Linked DNA regions of Homo sapiens: region 2 is linked to region 1. A link is a contact called in ENCODE Hi-C or POLR2A ChIA-PET data. All regions are on one chromosome and are shown on one strand. Each heading gives the region's core, a stretch centred on a gene start or an enhancer-like site at or near the end of the contact. The rest is flanking DNA. Distances are from core to core; before and after follow the strand shown.

Evidence for each region. Hi-C counts contacts between places; a loop is a spot of excess contacts on that map. ChIA-PET counts read pairs that join two places held with the same protein, here RNA polymerase II (POLR2A). Pooled maps may share reads with other maps.
Region 2: a map of K562 shows a loop between it and region 1 (2.0-fold over the local background). The contact joins two enhancer-like sites. A Hi-C loop is called at or near these places in 8 of 168 maps with a recorded cell type or tissue (K562, aorta, ascending aorta and 4 more), 7 of 37 single-sample maps with no recorded cell type and 5 of 50 pooled maps. POLR2A ChIA-PET finds 5 or more read pairs at or near these places in 12 of 52 experiments (CD4-positive, alpha-beta T cell, GM12878, H1 and 9 more).

The regions. Positions count from the first base shown.
Region 1 is chr10:95,390,850-95,395,835 of GRCh38, reverse strand. It overlaps SORBS1 (sorbin and SH3 domain containing 1), which reads left to right. Exons shown (of 33, transcript NM_001034954.3): 14 at 761-835; 15 at 1,163-1,225. Among named protein-coding and RNA genes, the nearest start is that of PDLIM1, 100 kb to the right of the region's middle. Within about 2 kb of position 1,600, at least 7 of the 41 ENCODE cell types and tissues checked have a DNase peak (open chromatin) inside an H3K27ac peak, as active enhancers do; they include ascending aorta, where a contact is called at or near this core.
Region 2 is chr10:95,429,179-95,434,787 of GRCh38, reverse strand. It overlaps SORBS1 (sorbin and SH3 domain containing 1), which reads left to right. Exons shown (of 33, transcript NM_001034954.3): 5 at 71-166; 6 at 2,212-2,340. Among named protein-coding and RNA genes, the nearest start is that of SORBS1, 130 kb to the left of the region's middle. RefSeq lists enhancers at 3,817-4,317, 4,429-4,518. Within about 2 kb of position 2,838, at least 8 of the 41 ENCODE cell types and tissues checked have a DNase peak (open chromatin) inside an H3K27ac peak, as active enhancers do; they include ascending aorta, where a contact is called at or near this core.

The sequences.
Region 1 (4,986 bases), core at 351-2,850:
CTAAATATTGAGGCGTTTAGCATTTCCAATGAAGAGTAAATCCGCTGTGGTTGGGTGGATGAGCGTGGTCACAGTGGTGAAACTAAATGCTTGGATTTCTGTGATCAGATGGGGTCATCTCCACTCATCACTTCCTGAAGTCACTGCCCATTTCGTCTTGCAATCTGTGACTCTCACCTTTAGACCCAGCTTTGGAAGCCTAACTGCAGAGACATTAATGCATGTAAATGTGCAAAATATGTAATTTTGCCCCACAGGCAGCTTTGGTGTTCTCATGTTATAGTTCTTAATCTAAATTGTAGGTGCTAAACAAAACTACCTGCCTTAATGGTAGGCAGAGGTATTTGAAAAATTAATGATCTACTTGTTTGCTGAATGTCCACAATACAAGCTTTGATTTAAAAAAATCATGTTAGGATAGCATGTTTATTACATACTATTTATTATCATACTTAATATTTCTTGCCTATCAAAAGTAAAAACCTGATGCTTTATGTTAAATGTTTCTTGCCCATTGGAGCCTGTTCATGGCAATTCTTTGTCCAAGAAGAGTAATGGTATTGTCTCTTTCTATGTGTCTCGGTAATTCAGGCAAAAGGACTGGATTTTTAAAAGCAGTTTGAATTTCTTTCATATCACTAGTGAAGCTTAGTATGTTCCAGAATTCAAGGAGCCTAAATTGTATGTGGATTCCTACTCGTTTATTCTCTCCATTTGTATCTTCCTCTATTCTCTCTCCCAAACCTGCTCCTCTGCCTAGACACTCCTGAAGAAAACCCTTATTTCCCTACGTACAAATTCCCTGAACTTCCTGAAATCCAGCAAACTTCCGAAGGTACCATAAACTTAGACAGCATATCTGTTGTCCGAGCTTTAAATTAATTCTTATAGTTCCATTGTAGGCATAAGATTTGGGCTTTTAGATTTTATTTTCATAGTCATTTTTGGCTGGTGAAAATTTTATTTCACTCATTTGCATGATGTGCTATGTTAAAATAACTAAATCCTTTCTAATTCATTAATCTATTTTTAAGTGTGATGCCTGTGTGCTTTAATAACACTAAAATAGGTAATCAGTCATTCGAAAGAGTCAATTGGGATTTGTCACTTCCTCTACTTCCTGGTGGATAGTTTCAAAATCCACTGCTTTTCTCTGCTACAGAGGACAATCCTTACACTCCCACCTACCAGTTTCCTGCATCTACTCCTAGTCCTAAATCTGAAGGTAATTAAAGGAAAATTGTGTGCCTCTCCGTACTGGTGCTGCTACTTTCTTTTTTACCTTGGGGTTTTTCCTGGTGGCTAAGGGCTGTTTCCCAGTCATTTGCTTCCCTCTAACCTTGTGTTTTGTGGTGGTGTCTCACTCCTTGCTGACTGTATCACCGGAGTCTATCCAGATGGTATTTTAGTCCTATTCCCCTAGGGTTTACATGATTAACGGGGTAGCCAGTGTTAGCTTAGTTACAATGTTTTGAACATGTGGGGCTCTGGTCAAAGCTGCCTTTACCCAACTACCCAAGGCTTTGTACCTGAGGTGGTCACCTGATGCTGGTGGTTGAGCAGTGACTCAGGGAAGCTGAGTCATTATAGCGGGTGGGCAGGAGGTAGATCTGTAACCGTCAACAGGAAAATTACCCAGTTCTCATGCCTGCAACTAACTCTTTTCATGGGCCCTCAGGGTATCTCTCTTTGGTAGGGAATTCCTAAAGAGGTATCCAGGTATAAGATTCAGTCATAGTGGGAGATGACATTTCTTGAAAATAAGGGTTTTAGCTAAGCTGGAAAACATTTAATGAAAGAGCTGGATAGGAATTTGTACCTGCTGGGGAAGACAGTCACATTTGTGTCTAAGAAATATTATTTCTGGGGAAAAAGTCTAAATGTCAAGGAAGTTTCTAAAATGTGAGTTAGGGGCAACATCTTGAGAATTATCCTAATAGCAGGGATTATCTGATCTTTGGATGAGTAATCCAGATGAGGGTGAATAGATACGGTATGGAGGAGGAAGTTTTGTTAAATACTGTTCTAGGATGAGATGTTGAGTGCTCTGAACTTCATTCATTCAAGTAGTATTGAACACTTGCTGTGTGCCAGGCACTGTCGTTGGAAGTAATGCCATGAATAGGACATGTACCCCATCCTCAGAAGTTCCCATCTGGCAGAGAGTTCAGCAAGGTCACTTCAGCTGACTGAGTCCAGTGTGGGGGCAGTTGTGAGAGCGTGTGTCCAGAACGCCACAGAAAACCTTGCCGGCACACAGTGGGCCCTCAGCAATACCTGGAAAACAGCGATGATGAAGGCTTTGGACTGTGGAGCCAGAGTTCTTTCTTAGGGATGAATGCCAGTGCCACCATCTTGATGCTTCTCTACTCTAATCTGCTCAGCAGACCATCCCTCTCAGCCCTTCTCATCATTGGTAAAGTTGTTCATTCAATCATTCACCAAACTCTTACTGATCAGTCATATATGAGATGACACACTGGGATGTGTTGGATACAGTTAAAATACCATAGGCCATTTTTGGTCTCTCATATGCCCCAGTAATTGGTTTCCAACCATTTCATACCTGGGGCCTATTTTGAATGAAAAGAAAGGTCTACCAAACAAACCCAGACTTACAGAACTAAAAGCTGATAATTTAATTCTGATCAGTGTCTTCCTCAAGGCCAAGAAGAGTCTATTTGGTGTAGAGAGCGCAGTCTTTCTGTCTCATGATACTGATTACCACACAAAAGCATTGGTGAAGAAACAACTGACTGAGTTGAGTTAGGGAGTTTTTTCAGAGTAATTTTGACTAGTTGCAATTTTCGATTTGTGCTTTATTTAGACTTGCAAACCCAGCCAAACTCGTAAGATAAGAGTTTCCTTCAAGGCAACAAGCACAGAGCATGCAGAAGGCACAGTATCCCACGGACACAGGCAAAGGAAGGCCCACTTGAAGAAATCCTGTGGAGAGGAACAGTGGCTCCCATCAGACTGGAAGACTGCCTTAGGCCTGCCACAGGCAGCACCCACAGCTTCCACAGTCAGCTTGGCTGTTGGTCCAAAGACAGGGTTTCATGGCCGCACAGCCAGAGCTCCTGTGTCATCAGCCACCATACCTAGCAACCCCTGCTGACGATCACGTCTGATTTTTGGCATGCATCAAGTCCAGCATATGGGGAACTGGATTTATTTTGCATAGAGGCATAAACAGTAAGGGATGTCATGATAACTTATCACATATAATTTAGAAGCAAACCTTACTATTTTTTTATTTTCAGAGACCGAAAGGAAGAAATAGTCTTAAAGAATAAAAAGGAAAAAATTAGGTTGGATATAAAAAAATTAATAGCAAAGATGATTAGACTTTAACACAAGTTTCTAAAAAGACATCCTCCCTGGAGATCTTTTAAAAATAGGGTAAATTCCATCTCACGCCCCCACTCCTGCCTAGATGACATATCCGGGCATAGATCACTGATGTATTCAATTAGATCAAGGCTTCTTACAAGTGATGGAAACATTTGAGCTAGATCATTTAAAATAATCACAGGGTTTTTGGTTTTGAGGTTTTTTTTTTTTTTTTTTTAAACCATTTCAAGAGAGTCTCTGGATTTCTTGATCCTTGATTTGTGGTTTTCATGTTGTCTGTGAGCTCCAGCAGGGCCTCATCAGCCCTGTCCGTGGTGCTGCTCCAGCTCTGTGCTCCCCGATAGGTGGCCCTGCGCTCTATGCACATCCTTCTTAACATAGGAAAGATGTATGCCTTTCAAAGAAAGGCATTCAAGACAGATCAGCACCAAGTGGAGGCTCTACCCACAGATGTTAATGTGCATTAAGAAACAGCGTTACTGAGAAATCTGAGCCATCATTCCAGAGTCTCTCTCCTGGGGAGAAGTTTGTTTTTACTGCTGGGTTTTTTTGTTTGGTTTTAATTCAGAATTTGGAACTAGAATTATTTGTAATAAACCTATCAAAGCCTAGCCTAAGGGCTGCCATCTCTGTCTAAATTCTAGTTGTTTATACAGTATAAAAAAGACATTTCTAAAGCTCTCAAAGCTGATCCTCCTCAATAGTAAGGGACTGTGTGAAAGTTTGTTTATGCTGGCTTAGCAACCTTCTTTTTTCCCCCAGCTACAGTGAAAAAGCAAACTTTTGGCCAGACTTTTAGACTATAAATAGAGTTATCATGTCTCAGTCAATGAGGGTTAAAATGTTCTTTTTAAAAAAAGAAAACTTTGGAAATTCCAAGAAGGGGCAGTCACTTTTAATCATTTTGTAATCTTGGAGACTGCTGTCTACGGGATGGAAGAGATGTTAGCAGAAGGGAGGGGGCAAACTGTGCAGAAACAGCTTCAGAAATGCAGTCCCCCACTTTCTTCCCTGCTGCTTTAAGGAACAGCAGTGTGGTGGCCAACATCTCAGCAGCCCAGAGTGGTAATCCTATTAATAATAATAGTCTTATAATGACATAACCACCACCTCAGTGACTATGTGGCTGTCATTAATTGAGCCCTTGCCACATACAAGTTTCTGTGCTGAATATATCACTATTGTTATCTCATTTTCATTCTCCCAGCAGCCCCATGAAGTAACTCTTCATTTTATCAATGAGGAGTATGAGGTTCAGAGAGATTAAGTAATATATGCAAGATTACACAGTAAGTAGCAGAACCAGGATTCAAACCTAGGTGTTTGGGGCTCCATTAACACAGGCTTTTACTCAACGCTGCTATACTGCCCTGCAGATTCCTTTCCCCTTCCTGACTCTGTGTTCTTGCTTGTCCCCTTCTTGTCCAGAGGCTCTCTGGTATCTGACTGCAGGCATTCAGCTTCCCCTGAGTCAGTCCTGCCTCAGTCTGCTAAGCCAGTACCTCCCAGATGGTGCCTGGAAATATATAGTTAGGGACCCAGCACGGTGGCTCATGCCTGTAATTTCAGCACTTTGGGAGGCCGAGGTGGGCAGATCACCTGAGGTCAAGAGTTCGAGACCAGCCTGGCCAA
Region 2 (5,609 bases), core at 1,589-4,088, 38 kb before region 1:
GTTCCTCAACTGCCTGAGTGTTTCCCAAATGTTCTTTCTGGATGCACCATTTACCCTTTTGTGTTTTCAGCAACTGCCGACCCTTTACGCGCACGCTCTATTTCTGCTGTTAAAATCATTCCTGTGAAGACAGTGAAAAACGCCTCAGGCCTAGTTCTCCCTACAGGTATCTCCTTGGGTCGGTCGATTTTCTCTAACTGTGAGCGGATCATGGCATGGTTTTCCTTTCTTCTTTTCTTCTAACACGCACTTTGAGCTGAATCGTTGCATGTTTAGGAGGCATTCCGTCTCACTTCCTCAGCTTGCTTCCTTACTTCCTCTGTGTATGTGAATGTCTGTGTGCGTTTTCCTGAGAGCCAGCGAATGTGGGGAGGAACTGAGGACAGAGGCCTTGCCCCTCTTTTCTTTAGGAGAAGGGTCAGTCCAGAGGCTCAGCTTTCCCTTTGGGATGGGTCTGCGGTGCATGGACATCCTAGGCTCTCCCTAGAGGTTTCCAGCCCCCAGTACTTTAGCAAAAACTGCAGTCTCCCTGAGAATTAACCTGGTCTCACAGAGAACCTCTGAACTTAGCTGAATTTGAAGCAGCTGCCCTTAGGTGCCCAACCTAGATTCGCCTCTGATGCTCACCGGGCCATCCCAGAGCATCCCCTTTGCCTTCCCCAGTTTTACCTGCAGCCACTTCCTGCCTCTCCCCTCCAGAGGGTGGGGGAGTACAGTTCAGATGTCAGCTCTGGCTCATCGCTTCCTTCTGTACAAAGTGGGGACACATGAGGCCTACACAGTACTTTATCCAATGGCGCTTTCAGAAGTAACTGGGCTGTGTGTCCAGGAACCTATGGATGGGCTGCATCCATCAGTGTGCCTCTCATCCTTTTGAAGTGACTATGAACCAGTTTTCCCAATAGTTTGGTGACATCAGTCGCTTAGCCTCTTGATAGAGTTGGATAAGTCAGATGCTCTCCAAGGCTGATGCTTGCCCTGACACATTGTGCGTTTCGTGCATTGCGTTCAATACAAGAGGTGCTGACGAGGCAGGTCCATTCTCTTGTCTAACGCTAATGATCATTCTCCCTGAGTTGTTGGCAGGGGGCTGCTGGCGTGGAAGGAAAGGAAAGAAGAGGCTTTGCTTCTCTCTGCCCTCGGAGGGGAATGGGGATGAGCTGGATGTTTGAACTCACATCCTGCCCAGACACACACCCTGAATGTCAACCTGTAATCCTAACTGTGACAATTTTAGGTCAGGGATCTAGGCTGTGAGCAATTTGAAAACAAAACAAAACTGTGGCGTTCTGCATAGCTCAGCTGCACATAAAGAAACACTCTGCGTGTGCCTCCCAGAACTGTGTGGTCTGCCCTGGTTCCCTGCCTCCGTGACTGATTTCCTGCAGGATGGCATTCAGATCTTTTGAAGCGTATTTTGAAATCTTTCTCAAGGAAACTCTAAAAGTTGACCTGGGTCTGTTATTAGGCCCTAGTGAAACTGTAGGAGACGCCAGGACCCTGTGAAGACAGCTGAGGCTCGGTGGACACTGCTCATTGAAGGATTTAGCCTTCTGAGTCGTTTTTGTTGCTGTGAGTTTTCTTTGTTATGTTTGGAAAGTGAGACTGTCACTCGTGAGCTTTCTCGCCAGGCAGCATATCCTTCTGTCTCAGCATTTTGGGAGTCTTGACTTGCTGATCCAAGGAGATTTGCTTTTCCTTTTCCCACTGGAAAACTGCAAAGGGGTAGTTGTTCTCCATGGGACCACCCGCCCCCACCCCCCCCACCGCCCCCACTTCCGTAGTTGCCAGCCTGGTCTTCAATGAGAAGTATGGTCTGGAAGCTTGAAACATCTTTCATAAACTCTTTCTTGAACTGTGCCTTACTAACTGGTCAGAAGTCTGCTCATCAACCTAAACTTCATTTAATAAAAGGAATAAACCTGCTTTCATTTTGAAATGTTTTCAGCTGATAGTATAACTCATCCATTTACTCAGAACTCACCATTGCCGCCATGTTCCCCTAACTTCATGATGCACAGTAAACCTCTGAAAACTTGCCCCTCTCCACCACCCACAGATTAATTTCATTGACCACAGGTGTTCAAAGACTTCGCATGGCTGTAACCAGGTTCATCTCATTCCCCGGCTGTAACAATTTGCTAACCAACTGTCCTTTAATCCTTCAGGAGTCTTGGATTCAGTCTTCAATTTTGGACCTTTTCTTTTCAGACATGGATCTTACAAAAATCTGCACTGGGAAGGGAGCGGTGACTCTCCGGGCCTCGTCTTCCTACAGGGAAACCCCAAGCAGTAGCCCTGCGAGCCCTCAGGAAACCCGGCAACACGAAAGCAAACCAGGTGCGCGGAAGCTAGGGAAAGCTGTTCAAAGCCACGTGGGAAGGGCGGGAGGAGGCTCTGGTGTTTTTGCTCAGGAGGGTGTGAGTTCATCAGATACCTCTTGGGGGGGGGGGGTGTGTGTGTGTGTGTGTGTGTCTCTTACGGTCCCCTGGGACAGTCAAATCATTTGGATGGGTAGTGGTCAAAGCCTCAAACTGACAGTCACATGCTGCAGATGAAGGCACAGCAATAACCACACTTTATGTTAGCTTTGACTGAGCAGGTCATCCTGTGACCACAGCCAGTGCTCTGCAGACTGCTCTCATGCAGACTGAAATAGCTTAGGGCATGGGGGGTAAGTAAGCGGTGCGATGGGCTAGAGGTTGGGCTTCTCAGAGCTCATCCCTGCTTCCTAGAGGTTCACTGTGACCTGTCCAGGCTGGGCTGGAGGTGCAGCCAGGGGAGACTGAGAAGTGTGGATGACTCAATGATCTTGCTCCTGGAAAAGCAGAGGTGGGGAGGGCTCAGGCCTGGGATTGGCCACTAGCCAGCTGCGGGAGCAGGATCAGGAAAGTAGCTCAAAGGCCCAGTGTAAACTAGGAGCAAAGGGAGATCAAAGAAGCCACATGAAGCCCATCTCCCCACCTTAACCCATCACTTGGGAAACCTGAGGTATTGAGGTTTAGAACTGGGACTTCAGAACCGGGTAGATCTCTGTGCACACCCTGTCCCCACCACCTGTCAGCTGTGCAACTTTGGTCGAGTTATTCACTGTCTCTCAACCCTGATGAACTGTAGAATGGGGTTGATAATTGCATCTGCCTCAGGATTATTGTGAGGAAGAAGTGTATGAAGTGCTGTGTATCATGCCTGGTGGCATGGAATAGACTGTTAGATGTTAGCTGCTATTTGATTATGATTAGATTATTTTGGCCTCTCCAGGGACGACTTTGCACAGCCCAAGTATTCTGGTAGTTGGCAAATGCTGACTTTGAGATCAGGCACAGTTAGTTTAGGGTGAGACAGCACCTCTCCACTCTGTAGGGCAGTGACTTTCACACTTTAGCTGCATCAGAATCACTTGGAGTAAAAAGGTAGGTTGCTGGGCCCCAGCCTGGAGTTTTAGAATGTAGGGTTCCCACTTGCAGGTCTGAGGTAGGGTCTGAAGGTTCACATTTCTGACAGGTTCATGCTGATGCTGCTAGTGCAAGGACTGCATCTGAGAGCTGCTGCTGTAGGGGATGGGAGCTTGCTTTCTTGAAGGAAAGGGAGGGAGAAATGGAATGGAGGGGAGGACCATTCCCTTGGGACCAGAGAGGCTAGGCAGTAGGGTATGCAGACCCCTCTGGTGCAGCGGGAGTGGTGTGTTGTGATAAGACAGATATGATATGTAGGATGGAAATGGCCAGACCTAGCATCCTGGAAACTGATTTTCTTCCTTCCCAGCTACCCATAACAGGTGCCAGGGCACATGCTGGTGGATGAGGCCAGGCTAGGGTTTGAGCACAAACCCCTTTCTGGTGATGTTGGTCCCCGTGAGGGCTTCTTTGTCCTTAGGCTGAGGGCAGGCCCGAGCAGCCCACAGCCCTAAAAGTCAACAGAGTAGCTTCTTGGTCCTGCATCCCTGAGCCCAGCCCTGACTCCTGACCCGCTGGAAAGGTGGGGGTGAGGAGAGAAGGCAAAGTTATTTTATTCTAAGGCTAACCTCATCCAGCCTCTCCAAGCCTAACTGGGACGACCCACTTCCAAGCTAGAGAGCATTTGGAGAAGAGAGAATCCTAAGGGATGATGCAAAGAGAAAGGCTTTAATGTGCAGTCCCCTGGCCCAGTCAAATAACCTTACAAACCAACTGTCCCGTCCTCTGGCAGCAAATGGAGGTGGTGGAGAGGGAGCTTGGAGCTCCCTCTAGTGGTTACAGTGTGGCATTGACGTAGAACACAATGCCCACCAGGTGTACGCCTGTGCTACCAGTACCGTGTGTGGATTTGTTTTTTTTTCTGTTTCGTTTTCTTTTTTTGAGACAGGGTTTACTCTGTTGCCCAGCTTGGAGTACAGTGATGTAATCATGGTTTGCTGCAGCCTCGGCCTCCCGGGCTCAATCTGTCCTCCCACCTCAGCCTCCCAAGTAGCTGAGGTGCACGTCACCACACTTGGCTAATTTTTGTATTTTTTGTAGAGACAAAGTTTCTCCATGTTGCCCAGGTTGATGTTGAACTTGTAGGCTCAAGTGATCCACCTGCCTCGGCCTGGCAAAGTGCTGGGATTACAGGTGTAAGCCACCATGCCCGGCCCCGTGTGTGGATTTGAGGCACTTTTGGAAACACTCTCTTGTCCCAGAATACTTTTGTGTCTTACAAATTTCTACCAGCTAATTTGGTGAAAAGAAATTTCACCACATCTTTTTCACCAAACCATCAGCAGATTGTTTTAAAATGCAAATACTGTACTCGGAAGAATTAAGGGATAGTTATCAGTCATTCACACCTTACAGTAAGTTCATCTTTGTAAATTGAGATCATCGAATCCAAATAAGCATACATTCATTCAGCATTATCTATGTGCCAGGTGCTGCATGAGTCACTTGGAATTGTGATGAGAAAGGAGGAAAAGAGAGCAATTCTAGGTGCATTAGGTGAGGGCAAAAGGCAGTATGTTGCAACAGGAGTCAGGTGTGGACTTGTAGTCAGCCATCTTCCTTTCGGGCTGTGGGTAAGTCCTAGTGACTTTGAGCCCATATCAAGTATGAGGAACTTGGGCCAGATGCTTTCCAAGCCTTTCTAGCTCCAGAATGCTCTGCGACCTTAGGAAGTTTGGAAATTAGCCTAACAAATGGAATCCCTTTGATTGGTGATAAATTTAAGATGGTACAGGAGGGCAGTTTGGATGAAAAGGAACAAGCTGGGTTTGAGTAGAGGAAACAAAGAAAAAATCCACGTGCTCATTAAGTATACAACGCAGACTAGAATAAGTTAACACTGGGGAGTGGGCTTAAAAGAGGATGTCAGTAAGCCGGGCGCAGTGGCTCACACCTGTAATCCCAGCGCTTTGGGAGGCCGAGGTGGGCAGATCAGTTGGGGCCAGAAGTTCGAGACCAGCCTGGCCAACATGGTGAAACCCCGTCTCTACTAAAAATACAAAAATCAGCCAAGCATGGTGTTGCACGCCTGTAATCCCAGCTACTCGGGAGGCTGAGGCAGGAGAATTGCTTGAACCCGGGAGGTGAAAGTTGCAGTGAGTGAGATCATGCCACTGCATTCCAGCATGGAAGACAGAGCAAGATTCCATCTCA